Linked DNA regions of Mus musculus: all the other regions are linked to region 2. The links are chromatin loops, found by intact Hi-C in ENCODE. Cell type or tissue: heart. All regions are shown on one strand. Links, peaks and the distances in the headings refer to the core of each region. The heading gives the core; the rest is flanking DNA.

What was found. Peaks named below come from ENCODE experiments on the same cell type or tissue, not always from the same donor. Only the 100,000 strongest peaks of a DNase experiment are listed, where the experiment ranks them.
Region 1: a loop joins it to region 2, with 4 times the contacts of the local background. A loop is called at or near these places in 8 of 42 quality-filtered maps.
Region 3: it touches region 2 in a loop (2.9-fold over the local background); 6 of 42 quality-filtered maps call a loop at or near these places.

The regions. Positions count from the first base shown.
Region 1 is chr2:170,315,125-170,323,173 of GRCm38, forward strand. Gm34542 (a long non-coding RNA gene) reads left to right here and starts at 4,101. Exons shown (of 3, transcript XR_375322.3): 1 at 4,101-4,360; 2 at 6,644-6,767. In heart, for the core only: a CTCF peak has its summit at 4,266 (motif pointing left); DNase peaks (open chromatin) are centred at 1,867 and 4,267; H3K4me3 peaks cover 1,749 bases; H3K27ac peaks cover 2,167 bases.
Region 2 is chr2:170,213,942-170,221,990 of GRCm38, forward strand. No RefSeq gene overlaps it. Among named protein-coding and RNA genes, the nearest start is that of Gm17619, 24 kb to the left of the region's middle. In heart, for the core only: a CTCF peak has its summit at 4,733; DNase peaks (open chromatin) are centred at 4,720, 4,980 and 5,800; H3K4me3 peaks cover 2,601 bases; H3K27ac peaks cover 3,239 bases.
Region 3 is chr2:170,150,983-170,159,031 of GRCm38, forward strand. It overlaps a transcript of Zfp217 not described here. Among named protein-coding and RNA genes, the nearest start is that of Zfp217, 24 kb to the left of the region's middle. In heart, for the core only: a CTCF peak has its summit at 4,195; DNase peaks (open chromatin) are centred at 1,999, 2,699, 4,219 and 4,669; H3K4me3 peaks cover 2,759 bases; H3K27ac peaks cover 3,472 bases.

The sequences.
Region 1 (8,049 bases), core at 1,662-6,661, 100 kb after region 2:
CTAATAAGTCAGGCTTGGCTTCAGGAGCTGGGGTACAGTGCTGAGAAAGATACAAATTCCTGGCTTTTAAGGGGTTTTCAGGGATGTGGGTGCCCAGTGGTGGTGGGATGAGATTCTGAAATATTCGCTCCTATCTGCTGCTCCCTCTGTAGCCTCTGTGTGTGTGTGTGTGTGTGTGTGTGTGCATGCACACACACACATGCCCAGATAGAAATATGTTCTCGGAGGAAAATACACCAAAGAAAAGAAGAGTGAGCTAGAAAGAGCTCCCCAGAGCAGTGAGAACTGAGAATGTGCCAAAGGACATGAACCATTTAGCACCAGTGGGGAACAGTCTTCCAGGTGACAGAGGGGACAGGAAGCATCAGAACCCAGTGGGTTGGGAGCTGTTCTCTGGAGGGCCCTGCCCTTGAAGAACACATGTTTTCCAAGAGGGAGCACCCATGTTGGAATGACAATGTAGTTAGTGCTCCTCTCCTGTAGGTTAGTGCTCCTTTGCTATAGGTAAGTGCTCCTCTCCTATAGGTCAGTGCTCCTCTCCTATAGGTTAGTGCTCCTCTCCTATAGGTTAGTGCTCCTCTCCTACAGGTTAGTGCTCCTCTGCTCTAGGTTAGTCCTGCTCTCCTATAGTACCTAGAGAGCTAGGGCAAATGGGCTAGGCCCGAAGTGCAGAGACAAACAGCTATGGAAGACTGGGTAAGCACTTCCAAGCTACGAAAGAGCAGTGTGAAGGGTCAGGGCTTGTGCAGTTAGTAGGGGAGATCTTCCAGTTGAAGAAACAGAAGAACTGAGAGCCACTGGGTATCATCCTCCTGCGCCATGCCTTCCTGGATACTGCCATGCTCCCACCTTGATGATAATGGAATGAACCTCTGAACCTGTAAGCCAGCCCCAATGAAATATTGTTTTTATGAGAGTTGCCTTGGTCATGCTGTCTGTTCACAGCAGTAAAACCCTAAATAAGGCAGAAGTTGGTACCAGTATTGCTGTGATAGACCTGACCATGCTTTCCTTTGAAAGAATGTGGATTTGGTGACTTTGGATTTGCAACACAGTGGAATGCTTTAAATGGAGATTAATGGGTCATCAATTCCTAGTAGGAATATGGAAGACTTTGTTGCTGGGAGTATTTGAACTGTGTTGACCTGGCCTAAGAGATTTCAAAGGAGAAGAATTTCAGAATGTGGCATAAAGACAGTTTTTGTGGTATTTTGGTGAAGAATGTGGCTACTTTTTGCCCTTGTCTGAAAAGTCTGCCTGAGACTAAAGTGAAGAGAATCAGATTAATTGCATTGACAAGGGAAGTTTGTGGCTGCGCTATCTGGAAACTTACAGCCAGCCTCTTGGACCTCGGGTGACTTACGCAAATACTCAGGGACAGAGATGCTTGACTCTGTACTGATGAGTTGTCTTGGATGCAAATATGGGCTCTTCATTTGACTACATGTCACGATGAGTCAGGAGCTGCTCTCTCCAGAGTGTGACAAAGCGAGGGGATGCTGACGGTAGCTGTTCTAGCTTTGAAGGTAAGCCTGCACTTATGCTAAAGTCACACATACACGAGCCGGGTGGAGAACCTGTCTGTGTGGAGACACCTTTCATTACCTGTGGCATCCAGCCTCTCAAGCTTGGACTGCCTGTGTGCTCCTGGACTCTGGAGGTCCCACTGCTCTGTCCTCTGCTGCTTATGATACTGACATTTTAAAAGAATCCAGTGGTTCCCCCCTGTACTCGGTGTCTACTTCTACCTGGATGTTCCTCATTTATGTTCTGTGACACTTCTCTGTGACTCTGCTGCATTCCTGGGTGACATGTGGACACCCTGTCCCTTTGCAGACCATGATGTCACTGTCACTAGTGGAATCAGATGCCCCAAGTGTTGTCCTGTGTTTGGGAACGTGACAGGCAGTACAGAAGCAGAAGAGGAAGGGTGAAAACGGAAATGTCACAGCAGCATCTGATGTGTGCCTCAGTCACGCATGCTGCTGATTGGAACTACTCAGCATGAGAGAGGGCCATGGTGAATACACAACCCTATACACACTGTGTCCATTTCTCTCTCTCTCTTACACAGAGAGAGAGGGAGGAGGGGGAGGGGGAGGCGGAGGGGGAGGGGGAGGGAGAGGGAGTGGGAGAGGGAGAGGGAGAGGGAGAGGGAGAGGGAGAGGGAGAGGGAGAGGGAGAGTTTAATGTCTGTGAAGAGATACCATGACCAAAGCAACTCTTATAAAGGACAACATTTAATTGGGGCTGGCTTACAGGTTCAGAAATTCAGTCCATTCTCACCATGGTGGGAAGCATGCAGGTAGATGTGGTGCTGGAGGAACCAAGAGTTCTATATCCTGATCTGAAGGCAGCCAGGAGAAGACTGCCTCTTCTGCACAGGGCAGAGCTTGAGCATAGAACATCAAAGCCCTTCCCCACACTTCCTCCAACAAGGTCATACATACTTCAACAAAGACACACCTCCTAACGGTGCCACTCCCTGTGGACCAACCATTTAAACGCATGAGTCTATGAGGGTCAAAGCTCTTCAAACCACCACACTCATGTACACACACACACACACACACACACACTCTCATACACACACACACACACACTCACACACACACACACACACACACACACACACACACCACACACACACACACACACAGAGTTCTATTTTGCACTGTTTCACTGTCACAAGGTTCTACTTATCTCAGACACACTGCCAGGAATTGTGTGGGAAGACTTTCAGTTTCTTTGGGTTCACATGGACTTAGCAGTTCTTGGTGATCCTGAAAGATTTCTGCAGAAAGAAGCCAAAGTGTTGAGCCCAAGGCCTGGCCACACATTAGTCCTGTCTAGATGAACAGGGGTTTAAAAATAAGGGGGCATCAAGGTGAAGCCAGCAGGGGCTGACTTAGAGAGGAGACCCACCCAAGCCAACTGCTCGAAGTCAAAAGCGATGAATCCCCATATCCAGCTGTGCCCGGTGCTGTCTTGCTACATCTTTAGTAAATGTTCTTTTAGTTGTATGCGTATGAATATTTTGCTTGCATATATTTGTGTACACCATAGGTGTTCCTAGGGCCTATGGAGGCCAGAAGAGGGCATCAGATCCTTTGGAACTGGAATTATAGACACTTGTTACCCATAGAGTAGATTGTGGGAAATGAGCCTTTAGTCTTCGAGAGCGGCCAGTGCTCTTAACCTTTGGTCGTTTCTCCAGGTCTTTGAGACTTTATTTTCTTGGACATCAGGACAGGATCCAGGGCTTTGAGCTTGTTTCTTCAGCCAGCTTTCTTTTCATGTATATTAAATTTTATGTTATTTTGCTTTCTTTTTCCCCAAGACAGAATCACACTCTATATAGCTCAGGCTGGGTTTGAATTCAGTTTCCCTGTCTCAGTCTACCGGGTAATATGATTACAGATGTGAGTCTGACTTTGGTATCAAAGTCCCCAGCCCTTCTGGATATGTGTTTTAAGGATATCAGATATATCCTTGATTTGCTTTGAATTTTCTTTTTAGTTACAACATAATTAGTTCCGTGTCACCTGAATATGTGTATGTCACCTACATAGTCTTCCTTCTTCTCTTCTTCCCTCTCCCACCTTCCCAGGTACCTGTCTGTCTTCATATCCTTGTGCTGAGAGTCTTGTTGAGGGAGATGATGACCGAGACAGAGCCACTGGGGAAGGGAGATGGGCTAGTGCAGGTCTTCAGAGAGGAGCTCGTGAATATTGTAGCCCCTTTAGTCCCTGGCATGTCCTCTTGTATAGCCACCGCCATGCTGTGGCCTGGCAGAAGTGAATAAGTTGTCCAGCTGTTGACAGGCCTGCCCTCCAGACCCAGTCTGATCCCAAGAAAGGGCATCTGTGTCTGTCTCTGAGGCCGTAAGTGCTGCCTGGTTGTCTCCAGCTTGACTTGACACTCCCTCCTTAATAAGAGTACCACAGAACAGGGTCTGCAGAGTCCCTGGGCCAGGTCCCTGTGCTGTCCTGGAATGCCAGGCGTGAATTTCCTGTGAAGTAGGACTTTGCTCGCCAAGCTCCCACGGCTTGCCCTTCAGATAGCCAGAATTATCTGGTACCCTGCATTGCCGTTCAATACGCAGAGTATCACTGGAAGCGCGCGCGCGCACACACACACACACACACACACACACACACACACACACACACGCCCACTCCATCTTTAAACCCCACCCCCCAGCAACGGCGGTGTAAACACTCTCCATCAGGAAGCTGAAACGCAGTTGCCCTCTGCTGGGGAGATGAAGGCAGCTTGCTGGGGGCGAGGACCGTGCTAGCAACCTTCCCTGGTGCACACGGGCTCTGGTGCATGACGGGAACGGAAACGCGGAACTAAAGTCAGTCCTGCTTTTTTTTTTTTTTTTTTTTTTTTTTTTTTTTTTTTTTTTTTTTTTTGGCGTTGGTGGTGGACTGAGTGACAATCAGTGAAATCACTTAGGTTGTTTTTCTCTTCTTCGTTGGGTTTGATAGACGGTGGGAGAGGGTCAGAGGAGAAGGGGAGGGATGGGGAGAGAGGGAGGAGGGAGGGGCGGGAGGCGGGGGGCGAGGAAAACGTGCTAACTTCTCCAATCCTACAAGACAAAGGTTTGGAGAAAGCCGCACTGAGTGACCCAGCAGAAGGAATCCAGGAATGTCCGCTGGAATCTGACTGTTGATTCCAGCGCCATGCAGAGAATCTAGGCTGGTAGGAACATTCTTTGTCCTATCCGACATAATAACTCCAACCAACACGGAAAAGAAAGGCTATACAAGTGAAGAAATGGCATTTTCACTTTCATGACTATACAATCACTTCCAGGTAGTAACACGTGTCTAGCACAGCGGTTCTCAACCTGGGGGTCACGATCCCCCACTTTTCTGCATATCAGACATTTTTACGTTGTTATTCATAACAGTAGCAAAATTGCAGCTATGAAGTAACAATGAAATGCATTTATGGTGCGTGTGTGTGTGTGTGGGGGGGTATCACCTTAACATTTACTGTAAGAAGGTTGAGAATACTGCTCCAGCAGCTAGTGTGTTGGACTTAGGTTCTGGGTATATTATTAGCAATAGCCAACCAGAATCCCCACCCACCACAGCATTGAGGCCCCATGCAGGGCTTGCTGGGAGAGGCACTGATAAGACTTCTTTATGTATTTATTTAGAGACGAATACTCATTAGGTAGGCCAAGCTAGCGTCAAACTCATGGCAATTCTCCTCCTCCAGTTTCCTAAGTACTGGACTCAGGAGTGTGTTGCCATCATATACAGTAAGGATTTATTGACTGAAGAAAATCTCAAGTGGCTTTGGTTAATCCCTACTACGCCAGAGGCTGAGGCAGGAGGCGCGCAAGGTCAAGGCTTGCCTGGGCTACATATAGAGTGAGCTCAATTTTGACACTTGGTGCGGTGTTAGTAGTAATAGTAAAGATGAAGGTGTGGCTCAGGTGGGGCCGGTGATTGGACACACTTGGGGTCTCCTGGTCCATCTGCAGCTGTGCAACAGGAAGAGCGGAGAATGAGAGGAAAGAGAGAAAAGACAGAATGAGAGAGAGGGAGGAAGAGAGAAAAAGGAAAAGAGAGAGGAAAGGAAAAAGGAAAATGAGGAAAGCGAGAAAGAAGAAATGAGAAAGAGGAAAGGGAGAAAGAAATGAGAGAGAGAAAAGAAAAGACAGAATGCGAGAGAGGGAGGAAGAGAGAAAAAGGAAAAGAGAGAGGAAAGGAAAAAGGAAAATGAGGAAAGCGAGAAAGAAGAAATGAGAAAGAGGAAAGGGAGAAAGAAATGAGAGAGAGAAAAGAAAAGACAGAATGCGAGAGAGGGAGGAAGAGAGAAAAAGGAAAAGAGAGAGGAAGGGAAAAAGGAAAATGAGGAAAGCGAGAAAGAAGAAATGAGAAAGAGGAAAGGGAGAAAGAAATGAGAGAGAGAAAAGAAAAGACAGAATGCGAGAGAGGGAGGAAGAGAGAAAAAGGAAAAGAGAGAGGAAGGGAAAAAGGAAAATGAGGAAAGCGAGAAAGAAGAAATGAGAAAGAGGAAAGGGAGAAAGAAATGAGAGAGAGAAAAGAAAAGACAGAATGCGAGAGAGGGAGGAAGAGAGAAAAAGGAAAAGAGAGAGGAAGGGAAAATGGAAAATGAGGAAAGCGAGAAAGAAGAAATGAGAAAGAGGAAAGGGAGAAAGAAATGAGCGAGATAAAAGACAGAATTTGAGAGAGGGAGGAAGAAATAGGAAAAGAGAGGAAAGGATGGAGAAAAGAGAGAAAGAAAGAGAGATGAAAGAGAGAAAGGAGAAATGAAATGAGAGAGAGAGAGAGACACAAAGAGCCAGAGAGAGAAGAAAAAAGGGGAAAGAGAAAGAGAAAGAGGAAGGCTCCTCTTGGACACATCTTCCTTTATCTTTCCCTGGGGACCGCCAAAGCCTGGTGGCATACTGTACATTCTGTACACTGTTCATTCAAAACAGGCTCTGTCTTAAAGATGGTCTGAGCGGTCAGAAAAGGGTATTGTTAACTTGTTTGCAAAACTGCCTCAGGAGAGTGCTGAGTGCGTGAAAGTTGCTGCCCGTTAAGGAGAAGTCTCTACTACTTGTGATCTCACCATCGAAAATTTCTTTAATTGTCTCCTGGTGTTCTGGGTTTTGCAGTTTTGTTTCTAAGGATACATTCTTGGGTGATGTCACAAAGTCCCCAAAGACACGGTGGAGCTGTGTTAGATGGGGAAAGACAGTCTGCTGAGGATTTATCTGGAACTGTCAGAAGGAAAAGAAGGTAAATGGGGCACTTGGGAAAGTGGCCTCTAGTTTGACTTCTGGCTTAGCAAAGGTTGTGGGGAGATAAGGCATACACAGTAGTTAGCAGGAGGCAACAGGGTCCTGGGAGGACGCGAGGCAGAAGGAGAGGCTGGGCTGACAGCATGCAATCATTGCATAGTCTCCAAAGGAGATTGCAACATGGCTGAGTTTTCAGAGGTCCTACAGAGCCCGTGGTAGAGATTCTGTGGGTTCTGAGACAACTTGACTTTAGCCAGATGGTATTTGAGTAATCTGGGAGAGAGAAAACAGCTACAGCAAACAGGGCCACATTTAGTGACGAAACTCTCACTTTGACTGTTGAGTCATTTGCAGTGGGCCCTGAGGTCAGGCTGGCCCTCAGCTCAAAAACAAGCGAGGAACTGAAGCAATTACTCAGATAATCCACAGCCACAGCCACTGGAAAGGGCCACATCCCCAGAGACAGCACAGCAGGGGTGGGGGTGGGGCTATGAGAAAGTTAGTGATTGTAGCAGTTATCTAGAATGTGCGGAGCAGAGGAGGTTACACAAAAACCTAGAATGTCATTCAATGTGGGAAACCGAGAGGCTCCCAAGCCCTAAAAGGAACAGTTTGCTTTCAGCCAAAATGGAAATAAAATTTGGGGCTTAAATCTGGCAAATGATTCAGACCTTCTGTGTAGGTGTCTTTAAATGCACAGCAGATTGATTTTCATGTTGGAGTTTATTTGAACTAAAAGACAGAAATGGTGAAAAGCACACCTGAAGAAATTGAGATGCTATGAATAAAATCATTTACTTACAGCTATCACTTAATTAGTACCTCCTTCCACCTTGCTGATTTATTGGGCTAGTCAAGGAAGAAAAGATCTTCCCTCCTCCTTCTCTCCTCCTCCCCCTCCTCTCCTCCTCCCCTCCCCTCCTTGACCTTCCTCTCCTCCTTTTCCCTCCTCCCCCTCTTCTTCTCTTCACCCCCTCCTCCCCTCCCCTCCTCTGTACTCCTCCCCTTTCCTCCCAATCTCTTTTTTCTCCCCCTTCTTCTCTTTCTCCCCCCTCCTCTTCCCTCCTCTTCCTCCCTCCCTCCCTCCTCCTCCTCATCCTCCTCTTCCTCTTCATCCTCTTCTCCTTCCTCCCTCTCCTCCTCCTCCTTTTCCAGCCCTACCTACCTTCCCTTTCTTCTTCATTTATTCAAAGTAGCTTTGAACAGCACTACTCGGTTTAGTTGTGTATAAAAGGAAAATGCAGGTCCAAGCAGCTTGGGGAAGATTGCTTTTTGCTCTC
Region 2 (8,049 bases), core at 1,909-6,908:
TGTGATGGAAGACTTCAACCTCACTGTTCTGGTGTTCGGGTCTGGTTCAACCCTGTTCGTGGTGAATTACTCTCATTTATGGACCTCAGCTTCCTGGGAATCATTTCCCTACATGCTGACGCTGTTGTTAAGAGACTAAAGGCCAGCGAGAGGGCTCAGGAAGAGAAGGTGCTTGGTGCCAAGTCTGATGACCGGAGTTCAACGCTCAGGATCCACATGGTGGAACGAGAGAACTGCCTCCTGCACGTTGACCTCTGACCTCCACACAAAGCACACTCATCCACTTGATGTACACATATCCCTCCCCTCAATGCATAAATGCCCCTATAGATACATACATAGATAGATAGATAGATAGATGATAGATAGATAATAGATAGATAGATAGATAGATAGATAGATAGATAGATAGATGGATGGATGGATGGATGGATAGGTAGGTAGGTAGGTAGATAGATAGATAGATAGATAGATAGATAGATAGATAGATAGATAGATGATAGATAGGTAGATATAATTTTAAAGAGAAAGAGAGGCTGATTATACTGGTATATATCTTTAGTCTCAGCACCGGGGAGGCAGAGGTAGGTGAATTTCTATTTATTGAAAAAGCCTTGTTTGCTTATTCAGGTACAGAGTTACAGGCCACCCAGGGATATATATAGTGAGACTTGTTTTTTTTTTTTTTTTTAAGATTTATTTATTGTTATATGTAAGTACACTGTAGCTGTCTTCAGACACTCCAGAAGAGGGTGTCAGGTCTCATTATGGGTGGTTGTGAGCCACCATGTGGTTGCTTGGATTTGAACTCAGGACCTTCAGAAGAGCAGTTATTGCTCTTACCCACTGAGCCATCCTGCCAGCCTGTGAGACTTGTTTAAAATAAAGAGGGGGGGGGGAAGAGAGAGGTAGGTGCTGAAGAGATAGCCCAGTGGTTTAGAGCACTTGTTGCTCTTACAGAGGACCAGTGTTCAATTCCCAGCACCCACAGAGTGGCTCATGACCATTTGGAACTCCAGTTCCAGGGGACCCAAAGCCCTCTTCTGACCTCCGAGGGCACTAAACAGGCATGTGGTGCATATACACACATATTTGCAAGCAAAACCACTTATACATGTCAAATAATAAAATCTAAATAAATGAAAAAGACTTACCTACTATAATGCACATTTACAGTGCCTGACACTTGCTGGTGGGGGCTTGTCAGGTGACAAGCTGGCAGCTGAAAGATCAAGAGGGGCTGTGACAAGCGCAGCTTAAAGAAGGAAACATTTAGTTTGGCTCGCAGTCTAAGGGGATACAGTACTTCCTGCAGGGAAGGATACAGTGGTGTGGGTGTGGGCAGCTTTAGCTTGGTGGTGAGGATGTGAGCCCTCGACTGAAATCAGGATGTAGCTGGAGGGGAGCTAGCCTCATGGGCATGAAGCTGCCCATGAGAAAAACCCTGGTGGTGCACGACTGTAACCTCAGTACTGAGGAGGCAGAGGCGATGGGCCATCCTCAGCTACACAGGAAGGTTGAAGCTAGCCTGGGCTCCGTGTAACCCTGTCTCAAAACAAAACAGAGCAAAATGGAATAAGTCGACCACCAAAAGAAAGAAAGAAAAATAAAATATAAGTCAAACTGACTACAAGGGTTATAATAAAAGGCAGAAATAATAAACTAAAAAAGTTGTAGAGAAATTAAAAATCCCACATTGCCTGGAGGACAAGAATGTGGCCACCATGTTGAAAAGCAGTAGAATAAGAACTCAAAATTGAAACATAGAAGGGAGGAGCACAGCTCAGTGGGGAGCACGGACCAGTGGGAAGCATAGCTCAGTGGGCGGCATTAGCCTATCCTGCACAACATCCTTGGTTTGCTTACAATGAATGAACAATGAATGAATGAATGAATGAATGAATGAATGAATGAGTGAGTAAATGAAACATCAAATTCCCAGAAGACACAGCCACTGAACAGTTTGGCATGAATTCAAGACGACTGAATGCCTCCACGCTTGCACAAACAAGCCTGTGCCCGAGTGTTCAGAGAGTTTCTCCTGAGAAGCTGGAAGGCAGAAAGAGTCTGAGCTGCCTGTTACTAGGTGGATAAAGAGGCGGACTGTTCACCTAATGGAATATTACTTGGAAATAAAAAGGAGGGAAAAAGTGACACAGGCCATGTGCAGTGCTGAGAACACACCATCAGGATGAAGCCAGCTGCCAGCTGCGAAGACTCACCCATTACATAATTCCTTTGAACGAAATGTTCAAAGTGGGCAGAGACATAAAGTGACAAAGAGAACCAGTAGTAGCCTGGGACCAGGAAGGGAGGGGGTGAGAAATGTTCAAAGTGGGCAGAGACATAAAGTGACAAAGAGAACCAGTAGTAGCCTGGGACCAGGAAGGGAGGGGGTGAGAAAGGCTTGCAATGGCACAGGCTTTCTTTCTGGGGTGAAGGGACTTGAATCAGGAAAGGGTGCCGGTCTCACAGTTTTCAGAACATTCTACAATGCCCGTGACATTGGTCACTTTAATTAAATGGGTGAAGTTGGGCTCAGTAGATGACTCAGTTGAGTGAGGGTGCCTGCTGCCAAGGTCGCGACCTGAATTTGATTCTCAGAACCCACATAGTGGGAAGAAAGAACCAATTCCTACATATTGTCCTTTAAATGCTATGCACATGCCTTGGCTCGTATGCCCCGAGTGCCACACACAATGGATGCAATTTTAAAAGGGCACGTGTTATTATGGGTGGATTATGACTTAGTTTTTAAAAGGAGGAAGGGCAGAAATGAAGAGTTCCATGACGTGCTCATCTCATTGGGAGCTTAATCTCCCCCAGACGGTCCAGACAGAAGGCACACAGTACTCTTGGCACACCTGCAAACCAGGCCCTTAAAACGGACACCACCAGGTTTTGTTCCAAGCATGGTGGCTTCTACCTGTTATCCCAGCTCATAGGCACAGGGAGGCAGTAGGATCAAGAGTTCAAGGTTGGGTGACTGCTCTTCCAGAGGTCCTGAGTTCAATTCCCAGCAACCACATGGTGGCTCACAACCATCTGTAATGGGATCCGATGCCCTCTTCTGGTGTGTCTGAAGACAGGTTAGCCTCAGCTATATAGTGAAATCCACAGATCCATCCAAGTTAGCCTGGCACACATGAGACGCTTCAAATAACAATGATAAAAAGGGCTTGTGAGATGTCCTGGTGGGTAAAAGTGCTTGTGCCCCAAGATCGGTGACTTGAGTTCCATCTCTGGACACACAGCACAGGTGGAAAGAAGTTGACCTTTGATCTCCACATGCACGCGGTACACTTGTATTCTGTCCCTACCCTGCATGCACACATGCACGCGTATAGATATACACACGTACACACATACACACACATAGTGACAATAGATTTAAACATGTAAAAGACACCCATATTTTGTGCGAAGTAGAATGAATGAGGTCTAAAGGCTCAGACTCGAGGTGAGGGAGCCCCAGAACGTGGAAGATGGACCACCACCTGCTAGGAGGCAAAGAACAACACTTCCATAAAGATTCTAGGGCACTGTGGCTCTACCACCTTGTTTCCGAACTCCCGTCCTCTGAAATTATTAGGCTGTGAATTCCAGTTGTTTTCAGCTCCCTGATTGATTGGTTATAGGTTGCATTTTTTGAGAAGTTAAGACAGAGCAATAGTGGGGTTTTTTTGTTTTACATTTCAAGAGCAATGGGGAAGCAGGAAACAAGGGGCTATGGTTATGGAGTGGGTGGGAGGTGTGCTGGCTAGTTTTAAGTCAACTTGTCACGAGCTAGAGCCATCTGAGAGGAAGGAACCTCAATTGAGGAAATACCTCCATGAGATCAGGCTGTATGCAAGCTTGGGCGATATTTTCATAATTAGTGATCAATGTGGGAGGGTGCAGCCATTGTGGGTGGGGCCATCCCTGGGCTGGTGGTCCCAGGTTCTACATGAAAGGAGCCTGAGCAAGCCAGAGGAAGCAAGCCAGTAAGTAGGGTCCCTTCATGGCCTCCGCATCAGCTCCTGCCTCCAGGTTCCTGCCCTGTGTGAGTTCCTGTCCTTATTTCTTTCAATGATGAACAGCAATGCAGAAGTGTATGTCAAATAAACCCTTTCCATACCCACTCACTGTTCAATCAAGGTGCTTTGTTGCATCAACAGAAACTTTGTCTAAGTCACTCCCTTGGTCACATTTGTCAGAGTATCTTGTCATAGCAACAGCAAATAAAACGAGGGGGATACATATGTGTGTGTGTGTATTATAGATACATACACATGGTTGCGAAAAGAGAATCATGTACTATGCGATGCCTTTAATTTATAGAATTACCTCCTCCTTGTTTCCTTCCCTCCCCCTTCCCCCACCTTACCTTTCTTAAACGCTTTCTTTTTAATTACATTGCCTAGCTGTGTATGCGCGTGAGCACGGGCATGTGCCTGCCGTGGCACATTGTGTGGAGGCCGGAGGCTTGCAGAATGCAGACACATGCATTCTAAATGGCCTCTCTCTGTATGTCAGTCCACGGTGGCACGTTCTCCTTTAAGACACTAACATCCAGCAGGACGTGACAAATATCCTCCTTATTCACTCACACACACAAGAGCCGAATAAAGACACACCCCTAATTTTAAAATCTCCTGAAATGAGCACGTGTAGCCCCACTCTCTTCTGCCTCAAACTATCCACCACCACCTCCCCGCCCCCACATGGTCAACACTGCCCTCTGTCAGCGCTAGACTGAGACTACCACAACCTCCTCACTTCTTATTCAGAGGAAGTGCTAAAATTCCCCATTATTTGTTGATCCCCGGCAGAGTGATAGAACCCTTAAGCCTAATTATGTGCCGAATGGCCGGGATGTTGGCAGAATGGTAAACTCCTTTGGCTAACGCCCGGCATATGTTGGAGGGATTCAGCTAGCTCACATATCTGTCTGTACTGTTAATAGAGTAGGTTCCATGCCAATTACTCAGGCATCCATCAGCTCGGCAGGGTACAATGGGCGCAGTGTTCACACACTGGATGGGTGCATTCCCATCTCCGCATCAGCAGCAGCTGGGCCAGATAAAGACCACTGGCCTTCCAGACTTAGGAGTGTGCTAGCACGGAGCCGAGCTCACACCATCTTCAAATTCCTGCAGGCATCTTTCACCTGGATTCTTCTGGGAGGGGGCGGGGGTGGGTGGTGAGGGGTGGGGTGGGGGTGGGGGATAGTGGGGGTGCAGCTCACTAGTCTTCAGTCATTTCCTGCTCAGACTTGCTGGCTGTCTGGGTGGAGGTGCAGAGGAAGAAAAGAGAAACAAACCACAAAGTTTCAGTGACAGAAGACACAATAACAGGAGAGGGTAAATAGATCCCAAAAAAGAGAGAGCCCGCTCCCCGCTCGCGCTCTGGCGCCTGGTTTTAGAACCATCGGTCTAGGATATCTTTCCCCACAAGAGTTTGTTCTTGTGCGGGAGGGAGCCTGCCTCTGCTCTCTTCCTTTTGATGTTTCTTCTTCGTTCCTTCTCCCTCTGACGCAGAAAGGTGGGTTGGAAATCTTGCAGTATCATCAGAAAAAAAAAGAAAAAAATAAAAAGATGCTGCTTCTGGTGGTATTTTTAACCAAGCACAGAAGCCGAAATGTCTAGAACGTGGATAGAGAAAGCCCCGGCTCTCTTTTCAGACTATCCTCCAATGTGGCGGGCACAGAGCGCCGCACCAGAGACGGGAGTCAAAATGGCAGATGTTGGAGGCTCGGGGTTGGGGATGGGGGTGGGAGGCAGATAATCTGAGGCTCGCCAGCGACTTCTCCCATGATTCCCATTCACCCTACTTCTCAGACCCCAGCGCGAAACAGTTGCTGTCCACTTGCCTAAGACTCCACAGCCAAGTCCCAGTGTAACAACAAATAAACAAAACCTAGTGGGTCCTAGGACCAGCCTCTCAGGGTCGCCTTGGCACTCGCTGGCCGGCCTCCTTTTTAAAAATCACCCACAGCTATTGAACAGGCAGATACTACATGCTAGTCATCATTTGCGTGTTATTTCAGCGGGTGTCTTCTTCCTCCGTCTCCCCGAGGAAAATACAGTAATTAACTCCATGCAGAAGGGGGAGGGGATCTCTCTCTCTCTCTCTCTCTCTCTCTCTCTCTCTCTCTCTCTCTCTCTCTCTCCTCCCTCCCTCCCTTCTCTGTTTTTCCCCCTCCTTAGGCTTGAAAAGAGATTCTAGCAGATAATTTGGCTGAACATGAAAAGGGAGACTCTGCTCACAGCCGCCCGGATAAAGTGCTAGGTTGGTGAAGCTCCGAGGACCGAGCTGGTTATTTCATGACATGAAAAGCAGACATTTATCTGTTCCCATGGAGATGCAATTTCTACTAGTCAATCAGGCCCAGGGGAGGTCAGACAATAGCCAGTAGGCCCCTTTTTTTCCATCTTGAGAGACACTTAATTCTGGTTGTATTTGAGTATTTTCCTAAATTTAAAGGCATCAAAAATGATCCCTCAGAAATACCTGTAAACTAAACTGTGACATTTTCAAGTGATCAAAACAGAGCTGGGAATTCCTGCTTCTCCAGAGAAGTTGGGATGTAGCCCCCCCCTTCGAGTTTCAAATCCTCCCTCTAGTATGTCACAATCCCTCTTTGCATAAATTTGGTTTCCAAACTTGACCCTAGCCTCCTTGAGAAAACAGTTCATGAGGAGATAAATTAAGAACCGAACCCCCGCCCCCCCCTCCCCCGCTCCAGCACAGTTGTGGGGCAAGAAGGAGGCTCCCGGTACACCATCATCCTGGAAACCAGAGAAGGGCACACCAGAAGCGAGCACAGCCCAGAACTGCCGTGGCTTCAATAAATTATAAACTGGGTTCTCCGTATTTCCTCGCCTGAAAACTATACCCACAGCAGCGATCACGACTGCTCTGCTCTTCTGTATCTGTTATCAATCCCAGAACACACGAATCATGTTCATTAGCAAATCGTGTTTTTATTGCAGTAAATGCTTGGCGAAGTGAGTCTCTCTCAAACACATGGAGACTTTTTTTTTTTTTTAACACAATCTCACAAGTGTCTTTTCCTCCCTCCTCCCCTTTGATCGCTTTTACGCATGCCTGAGGCAGAAGAAAATGGAACAGAGGGCTTCCAAGAGCTAATTGGGGAGGGAGAAGGCGTTTACAGAGATCCTGTTTCTAAACGCTGTTTGCTGGTCCAGCCCCCATCGGAGAGCCACACGACCCGACGTGACCTAAAACAGGATGGTGACGCAACAGAATGGACCTAGCAAGATGGCATTTTATCTCTCAGCAACTTCACTCCGGTTAATGGAGCCGCTCAAGTGCTGCTCAAATGCACGTCAGGAGCGCAAACCGGAGGCTGCGGGGTTACAATCCGGAAGCCTCAGGGTCTCCCTCCTCTCCAGGAGCCAGCAGGGAACAAAGGCACCGACAGACAGGGCCCATGAGAGTGAGAGAGAGAGAGAGAGAGAGAGAGAGAGAGAGAGAGAGAGAGAGAGCTATTCCAATGTGGATGATAATGAATGATACTCCACGTTTAGGAAGCAAGGAACAGAAATTCATTTGCGACGTACAGGAAGCGGGCAGGGGAACGATCCTCGTGGGATGGCACTTGCTGATGTCGTTAGGCTATTCTTTTCATTTGATCATTTTAGTTTAAGCACTTCTAAAAAGTATATGTTCACCCTCATTAGAAAGTTCAAAGTGGAGATGGCTAGTAACCACTTGACGGCATGATACTTCCTTCCAGAAATCTTCCCTAAATGCAGTCTTTTTTTTTAAAGAATTATTTGTTTTATGTATATGAATATGCATAGTTTTAAATACCTCACTGGTTTCATTTAACACATGGCTGTGAACTTTTTTTTACCCTTAAATAAAAAAGAAAATGTCTATTGTAAACAATTTTCAGGACATATATTTTAAAGAACGAGCTTCCAGCTTAAGCGGGGTGGGGGCTGGAGCAGCAGGGTGGAGGGGGTGGGCAGTACACCAGTGTGAGCTTCCCCTCCCCCACAGACAGTGGCTGCAGTTTTCTGTGCCCTCTTTCAGGGTCTT
Region 3 (8,049 bases), core at 1,802-6,801, 63 kb before region 2:
TTTAACTACATGTAAATGTGAATTTTGAAAGGGGGGCATGGGGTGTCCCAAAGTGTCGATATAGGTTCCTTAAGGGAGAGGAACCAGGAAACAATTTTTACCCTAATCTTTATTTTTTTTTTAATATTTTAAAATGTTCAGGCCTCTCTTCATTTCCAAACCATGAAGCAGAAGATGTTAACCCATCAGGGAGACACTACAATCTATATCTATAATGAGTCAAAGCTTTTTGTTTGTCTAGTTTGAGACAGGGTCTCTCTCTCTCTGTGTAACCTGTCCTGGAACTCACTTTGTACACCAAGCTAACCTTGAACTCACAGAGATCAGTCCTGCTCTGACTCCTAGGGGCTGGGATTAAAGGTGTGCACCAGCAGGCCAGTTATGATTCAAAGTTTTGAGACTTTCAAGTACCTAGGTTCCATCTGAAAAATAATAATAATACTGAATCATTCACCATCATCATCATCATCAGTTAGGGACTTGAGATTGTTGCTACATGAGATCCCAGCCCTGAAGTGAATTAATTCTAAGCTTTGGGACACAAGGACACTCACCAGGGCCCGGAGGTTTGGTTCTGTTCATACAGAATGGGTGGAAACGGTGCTCAGCGGCGGTTACTCATGGGCTGAAGCCTTCTTAGCAACTTTGTCAAGGATTCAAGCACTGCTCCCTTGCCTGCCAGCGGTGTCTGCAGAAGCTGCAAATGTTGTCCTGACGGTTAGATAGCAACCTCGGGCCTCCTGGCCCTACTGATATTTCTCCACCTACCTTCATTGGTTGGACTTATTTCCTTAGTCACAGACTGGCCGTTTATTGGGAGGCTGGCAATAGGAACTATGAAGATAACAAATTATTTAAACAAGGGCTATGTGTGTGTGTGTGTGTGTATATATATATACATATATACATATGTATATATATATACTTTTATATATGTGTGTATATATATACATATACATATATATATACTTTTATATATGTGTATATATACATATACATATACATATATATGTATATATATGTGTGTGTATATATATACACACATATATATGTATATATATATATACTTTTTTGGGGCAGGACTTATGATTTTTTTTCCTGTTCCTTATGTTTTAGGTGGTTTTCACAAGAGCAATCTGGTGTTTGTGCCTTTCCTAGGACATTTGAAGGTTTAAGCCCTCTGCAAACATTTACATTTCTGACCAGCCAGCAGCACTTAATATCTTCGACACTTCCTAAGATTAGAAAAAGGAGGAGAGAGCTTAGAGAGAGATTTGGCAAACAAGCCTGTCACAGTCTGGCAAGGAAGTGCTGCAGCAGCACTAGCTGGCTCTGAATTTATTGGGACATTTGAAAGCAATTAAAATATCTTCTCTCCCAACTTATTTTTGAACGTTTTAAAGCACACACACACAGGCTTAGAATTAAAAACTTCCATTACAATGGAAATGAATTACCAAGCTGATTACAGATGTTTCTACCAGACTTTCTGATTGTCCCAGTAAGAATACAGTTAATGTGCCAAGCCAGGTGGCCCACGCCTTTAATCCCAGCAGAGGTAGGCAGATCTCTGTGAGTTCAAAGTCAGCCTGGCCTACATCGTAAGTTCTAGGATAGCCAGGGATATCGAGAAGAGACCCTGTCTCAAAACAAAACAAAAAAACAACAAACAAACAACCTGCAAACAAACCCACAAGGGTGGTGGTGATATAGGTCTGTAATGCCAGCACTCTGAAGTTGAAGACAGGAGAAATCAGAAGTTCAAAGCTATGTTCTGTTACATAATAAGTTGGAGTCCATCCTAGGCTACATCAAACCCTGTCTTAAAAACAAGTACTGGTGAGAGTTCTTGCCCACCATGCATGAAGCCCTTGGGTCAGCTCCTATCACAGCAAGAATTACATTACGAATAAGTCCTTGAGCATTATGTATGTGTGAGTGTGTGTAGGCATGTGGACACATGTGCCACAGCCTACACATGGGGGTCAGAGGTCCACCCTCTCCTCCACATGTGGGTCCCAGGGACTCAATTCATCTGTCCCCTCAGGAAGTGCCTTTTCTCACTGAACCCTGAGACCAGCCCCGCCCTTGCTTAGCTTTAAGTCCTCCGTTCCTGGCAGAGTTAACCGACTGTCGATTTGCTTTTAAATAGTTTTGTTCCGTCTTTCATTTTTGAGACAGGGTCTGACTCTGTAGCCCTGGGCTGGCTTATAACTCTCTTTGTAGACCGGGCTGGCCTCTAACCAAAATCACCCTGCCTCTGCTTTGAATAAAGTTTGTCACTTTACAAAAACAAACAGAAAGAACAAATAAACAAATAAATATATTGAGCTAAAAATGCTTTAAAAAATAAATCAATGTCTTTCCAATAAGTATGGCCTTTCTTGCTCATCCTGGTGTGTCCTTGAACTATTTCCAACACACACATGGCAATTTCAGCACCCCCCTCCGGCCCCCCCAACTACCAGCGATTCCGGTTTCCCTTCCCGGGATTAAGGCAGCACCAGGTGTAAAGCGAAACGCACCGGGGCGGGCTCCCGGGCGTCCTGGCTCCTACGAGTCCTTCTGCCCCTTTGTGGCTTGCAGAAAGATCCGGGGACCCTCTGCGACCTTGGCCCTACACAGGGGCAAAGCCCACTTCTGAACCCCGAGTGGGAATGGAATCAGTCCCGACCCAACCCGGCAGTCCCTACGGACATAAAGTGTGGTTGTGCAATTTTCTCAGTAAGATGACCCGAGGCCAGCGGCATGGTTGCTGCTTCCACGGAGACCGTTTTCGTGCATTTGGGTTCTCTATAGTCAGCACTTAGGCCTGCGACCCGGTGTCGTCTTAGGCGACATATTTTGAGAACATGTGGTGAAAATTGGGATTTTTTTTTTTTCCTTCTTCCTCCTCCCCTCCCCACCCTTCTTCTTCTGCCTAAAAAAACAAGATAAGCCTGTATGCAAATAGATTCCGGGTAACCTCAGATACGCTCTCGATTTTAACTTTATTTACAGAATTTAGAATTACAGAGTCTTCCTGGGACCCGACTAATTTCTATTTGCATACCTACAACATTACCAATATTCTCCACGTCTGAATCACTGGGTTTATCGCGCCGACGCTACTTTTAACCACACTAGCAGGGACAATGGGCGTCGTCTGTGTCAGCTTTTGGACTGTTTATGTAGGATTGTTTATATGGAGAGACAAAAGGGGCAGGATTTTTCCTAATTTTTTTTTTTTTTACATTTTTTAAGATTAATCTTTCTGGATTAGCAAAGAAAGTAATGGGTCTCCTTGATGCGTTTTCCACAACTTTGTACCTTGATACTGCCTTCTCATTGGTTAAGGGATATTTAAGGAAGTTTTAAAATTGAAATGAGCGCTGGAGGGGGGGGGGGATGTGACTCAGCCACATGGTACTCAGCTTCGTTCGCCACAAAACTAAAGTTATTAAATTAAAATAAATAAATAAATAGGTACCATGTCCCAATGATTTCAAGGTAACATTTGAACTAGTTTTATTTATGTAGTTCATACGCTACAGAAACATACAGAATGCCATTCTAGTGACTACAGCTACTCTCCTTTTGAGGTTAAAGACACCAGTTTCTTGAAGAGAAGGTCGACTTTTAAATGTTGACTAGTTTAAGATGCTCAAACACCTCTCCCACCTACACTCCTGAAAACAACCCTAATTAAACTCATTGGGTAATGCGCAAGATAGAATGGCCATTTTAAAAATAAAAGGGGGATACTTGTTCGTGCCTTTAATCCCAGCACTTGGCAGGCAGAAACAGGCAGCCAGCCTGGTCTACAGAGTGAGTTCCACAACAGCCAGGGATACACACACACACACACACACACACACAAAGATAAAAAAAAAAAAAAAAAAAAAAGTAAAGGGGGGGGCATTTTGGAAGGTGGGGGAGGGGTGGAGTACCATATTCATCATATACATGTCCAAAAAGGCCATAATGCAACGCATTATTACGAACAATTCACCTATGCCAGCTGAAAAGACAGCTTAGTGAATAACTCTTAAGACTAGAAATCTAAATGAATACAATGGAAAAGCCAAACAGGAAACAGAAGCGAGGAGGACAACCTCGGGCGTTTGCCAGAGAGAACAGGAAGTGAGAAGCAGCGAGTGTGTGACAGTTTATTTTCTGCGAGCCTTGTTATCAGGTGAATGAACTCCCTCTGGAGGATGGAAACAGGCAGACCGGGATGCCTGGCCGCTTCAGCGGCTCCTGGATAGTTAGAAAGCTTCCCAAAGCCGGTTATTCTCCGACGCCAATCGCGGCGCTTTTCTGCAAGGAGACACTGACTGGTTCATGAAATCATCAAGATTTCGAAACCTGCTTGCACCATCTCTCTCTCTCTCTCTCTCTCTCTCTCTCTCTCTCTCTCTCTCTCTCTCTCTCTCTCTCTCTTTCTCTCTCTCCTACCTCTGCCTAAAGCAGTCTGTGGCCTAAACCCGGATAGGCTATCCCGATTTGCTGAGGTCTGGGGAGTTTGGGCAGAGTGGACATAGCTGAGGGTCTTGGGGTGTCCAAGACAGAAGCTCAGAACCTCCCCATACCCTGCTAGTCCATGTGGAGGGGGTTCTCTCTATCTCCCCCGGGGCCTGTGATTAACTAATTCTGGTGCAGTAACTATTTGGCCATAGCCCTGGCCGGCCTCCAGGTTTCATGTGGAACTGTAAATGGGCGTGGTCCCCAGATAGGCTGGCCCGTGTTCCTAGGAAGCCTTACATACAAGCCCCAGCCTTACAGAATTTGGCCAGAAATGGGTTACAAATGAGAGTGTGTTTGGCTAGGGAGTACTGATTTCTTGATCCTTTTCTCAGTTCTGAACTCAGGCTAGCTTAGTGACCAAAAGCCTGTCAACAAATGTTTGTGTCAGGAAGAAATGTGAGAGAGCTGGTTTTTTGCTTGAAACAGCTTCATCCTGACTCTTTTCTTAAACGAGGAGACTGTTTTTGGCTATATATATATAGCCAAATATATCTCCAAAATACACACACACATATAGTGGGTATATAAATAAAACAAATATATCAATATTTATAGATAAACACACACACACATATATATCCAAACACACACACGCATATATATATATATATATATATATATATATATATATATATATATATATCCAAAATACACACACACACATATAGTGGGTATATAAATTATATATTTGAGACAAGCTATCATGGAAGTCCAGGCTGCCAGCTATAATTTGCTTTGTAGCTGAGGCAGACTTTGAACTCCTAGCCTTCATGTCTTGAATTACAAGTTATTATCATTGAAGGAGTGGAGCCCAGTGTCTCATGTGCTGAGCAATCACCCTACCAATTCAGGTACTTCCCTAACATTATTTATTTATATATTTTGCTTTTTGAGACAGAGTACCTCTATGTAGTCCTGGCTGCCTAGAACTTGCTAGGTAGACTAGCAACTCACAGAGATCCTACTAGCCCTGCCTCTGGTGAGCTGGAATTAGAGATGTGTACCAACACACCCAGCCGTTAATATGCATTCTTTTTATTTTTAAGATTTATTTATTTTATGTATGTAAGTACATTGTAACCATACAGATGCTTGTGAGCTTTCATGTGGTTGTTGGAATTGAACTTTAGGTACCTCTGCTCGCTCCGGTTAATTCTGCTCACTCCGGCCCAAAGATTTATTTATTATTATACATAAGTACACTGTAGCTGACTTCAGACACACCTGAAGAGGGTATCAGATCTCATTACGGGTGGTTGTGAGCCACCATGTGGTTGCTGGGATTTGAACTCAGGACCTTTGGAAAAGCAGTCAGTGCTCTTAACAGCTGAGCCATCTTGCCACCCTCTTAATATGTATTCTTTAAAAGATTATTTTTATTTTATCTGTGTGGGTATTTTGCCTTCATGTACCATGTACACTCTTAGTGCCTGGGGAGGAGGCCAAGGAAAATCAGAACCCTGGAAATGGAATTATAGTTGTAAGCAGAGCCAAACCCAGGTGTCAGGTCTCATTTATTCTTGAAACATAGTTTTAGGCTAGATAGGGTGGCATGGCCCCTGATCCCAGCAGTGGGGGGCAGAGGCAAGTTCCAGGCCAGCCAGGACTATATAGTGAGGTCTTGTATAAAACAAAACAAGCAGGGCGGTGGTTGCGCACGCCTTTAATCCCAGCACTCAGGAGGCAGAGGCAGGTGGATTTCTGAGTTCCAGGCCAGCCTGGTCTACAGAGTGAGTTCCAGGACAGCCAGGGCTATACAGAGAAACCGTCTCAAAACAAACAAACAAACAAACAAAAAAACCAAACAAACAAACAAAAAAACCTTATAAAATTTTATAAAGGTTTAAAATGTATAAAATTATAAATTTTGAGGTGAAATCGGTGATTTGGGGTTAAAACGTCAGTAAAGATGAGCAGCGGAAGCTTCTGACAGTTGGGAGCTCCCGACCTTTCACCTTTACCTAGGACTGTAGAGTCCCTCCCTCAAATGGCGCCTTCTGTTTGCATTGCGGTGTTAAGAGGATTTCACAGGTGACTTCAAGGCACAGAAGAAAGGAAGAAAGAAAGGAGACTGTCCCGTTTGCAAGGTTGAGAGTCAGTGGCTCAGCCAAGGGGGAAACAAATAGGTCCCTATAGGATTCTAGGACTGGGTTCAATTCCTCACCCCCAGCCATCCCCCCCCCCCCCCGAATTTACACATTCTTATCTTGAACGGGAGAAATGGGGAGTTTGTGTGGCCTGCTTTCCAAAGAACCTGCGTTTGTAACTTCTAGAATCCACAAAGAGGTTTCTGCCAGTTTCCTCCCTCTGCCTCAGGCTTCCTGGTCTCCTGTCTCTCCTCTCTCTCTCTCTCTCTCTCTCTCTCTCTCTCTCTCTCTCTCTCTCTCTCTCTCTCTCTCTCCCTTTCTCTCTTTCTCTTACAACACACAGATTACCTGTAAGAGAAGGAAGTGGTCTAAAGTATGGGTTTTCTCTGAAATGGCTTCCTCTTTCTTTTTTTTTTCCTCCCAGAGTGCATTCTGGTATCATCTTATCCCAGCCCCTCCCCCCTCCCCACCCTCTGTCTATCCCACCCTCCTCCTCATCCACTAACATCTTATTAATTAATGATCCCCACTGAGTTTAACTTCCTTTGTGTGGCTGACTGAGTGTTTGATTTCACAATTTTAACACTGACGTAACAGTGGGGATGTTTTTCCCCCCTATCATTGAGAAAGAAAACTATAATTTTTCAAAAAAAAAAAAACAACTTATCATTTTTCTAGTAATTCACTCAGTGGGTGGTTATACTGGCACCATGGGAAATACATGGTGGAGTTTGATGACAAACTCAGGCTGTTTTTAGTGGGACAATCGGGAAGGGGAAGCCTTCTCAAGTGGGTCAATAAAACACCTGGGAGACGGACATTACTGTTGGAGAAGGAGGCAGAAGGCTGTGTGGGAGGAATTCTGCCGAATTACTCAGCTAAAAGTCCCTGTGCCCTGCCCTCCTGTTGGGCTGGGCTGCACTGGGCGGAGTCAGCCTTTTCCCCTGCCCTTGGCATTCTATCAGACTGTCTTCTGACCCAATTTCATCGCAAACCTTGTAAAAGAAACCCCTGTTCTCTGGTGTATGATGCTCCCCTCTGAGGTGACAGACCCCTCTCTCTGGTGCTGGTTTTCTTTGGGTCGCATTTGCAGAACACTAGGCATTTCAGGGGCAAGGAAGAGAATTGTCACCCACCACTGCATTAAGGAAGCAAATGTCTTAGATACACTCCTTCCCTCCTGGCAGCACCTTCGGAGAGTCACCTGTATTCTTTTCTTTAATTCAAACTGCAAACCCCCAGTGGGACAGAATCTATGGATGTCCTCACTGCTCATAGATGGGGAAAATCCGGGGATCAGAGATGACAATGCCCAGAATCACACAGCTAGGCTTGGCTGCATGGAGCTATTGACTCAATGATGTCCCTAGGCTGGGCTTGCCAAGGTTTGCCACACAAACCTTGTCTCAGAGACTCAATTGGTCTATATCTTTCTCCCCTGCAGCTCTTTTCCTTC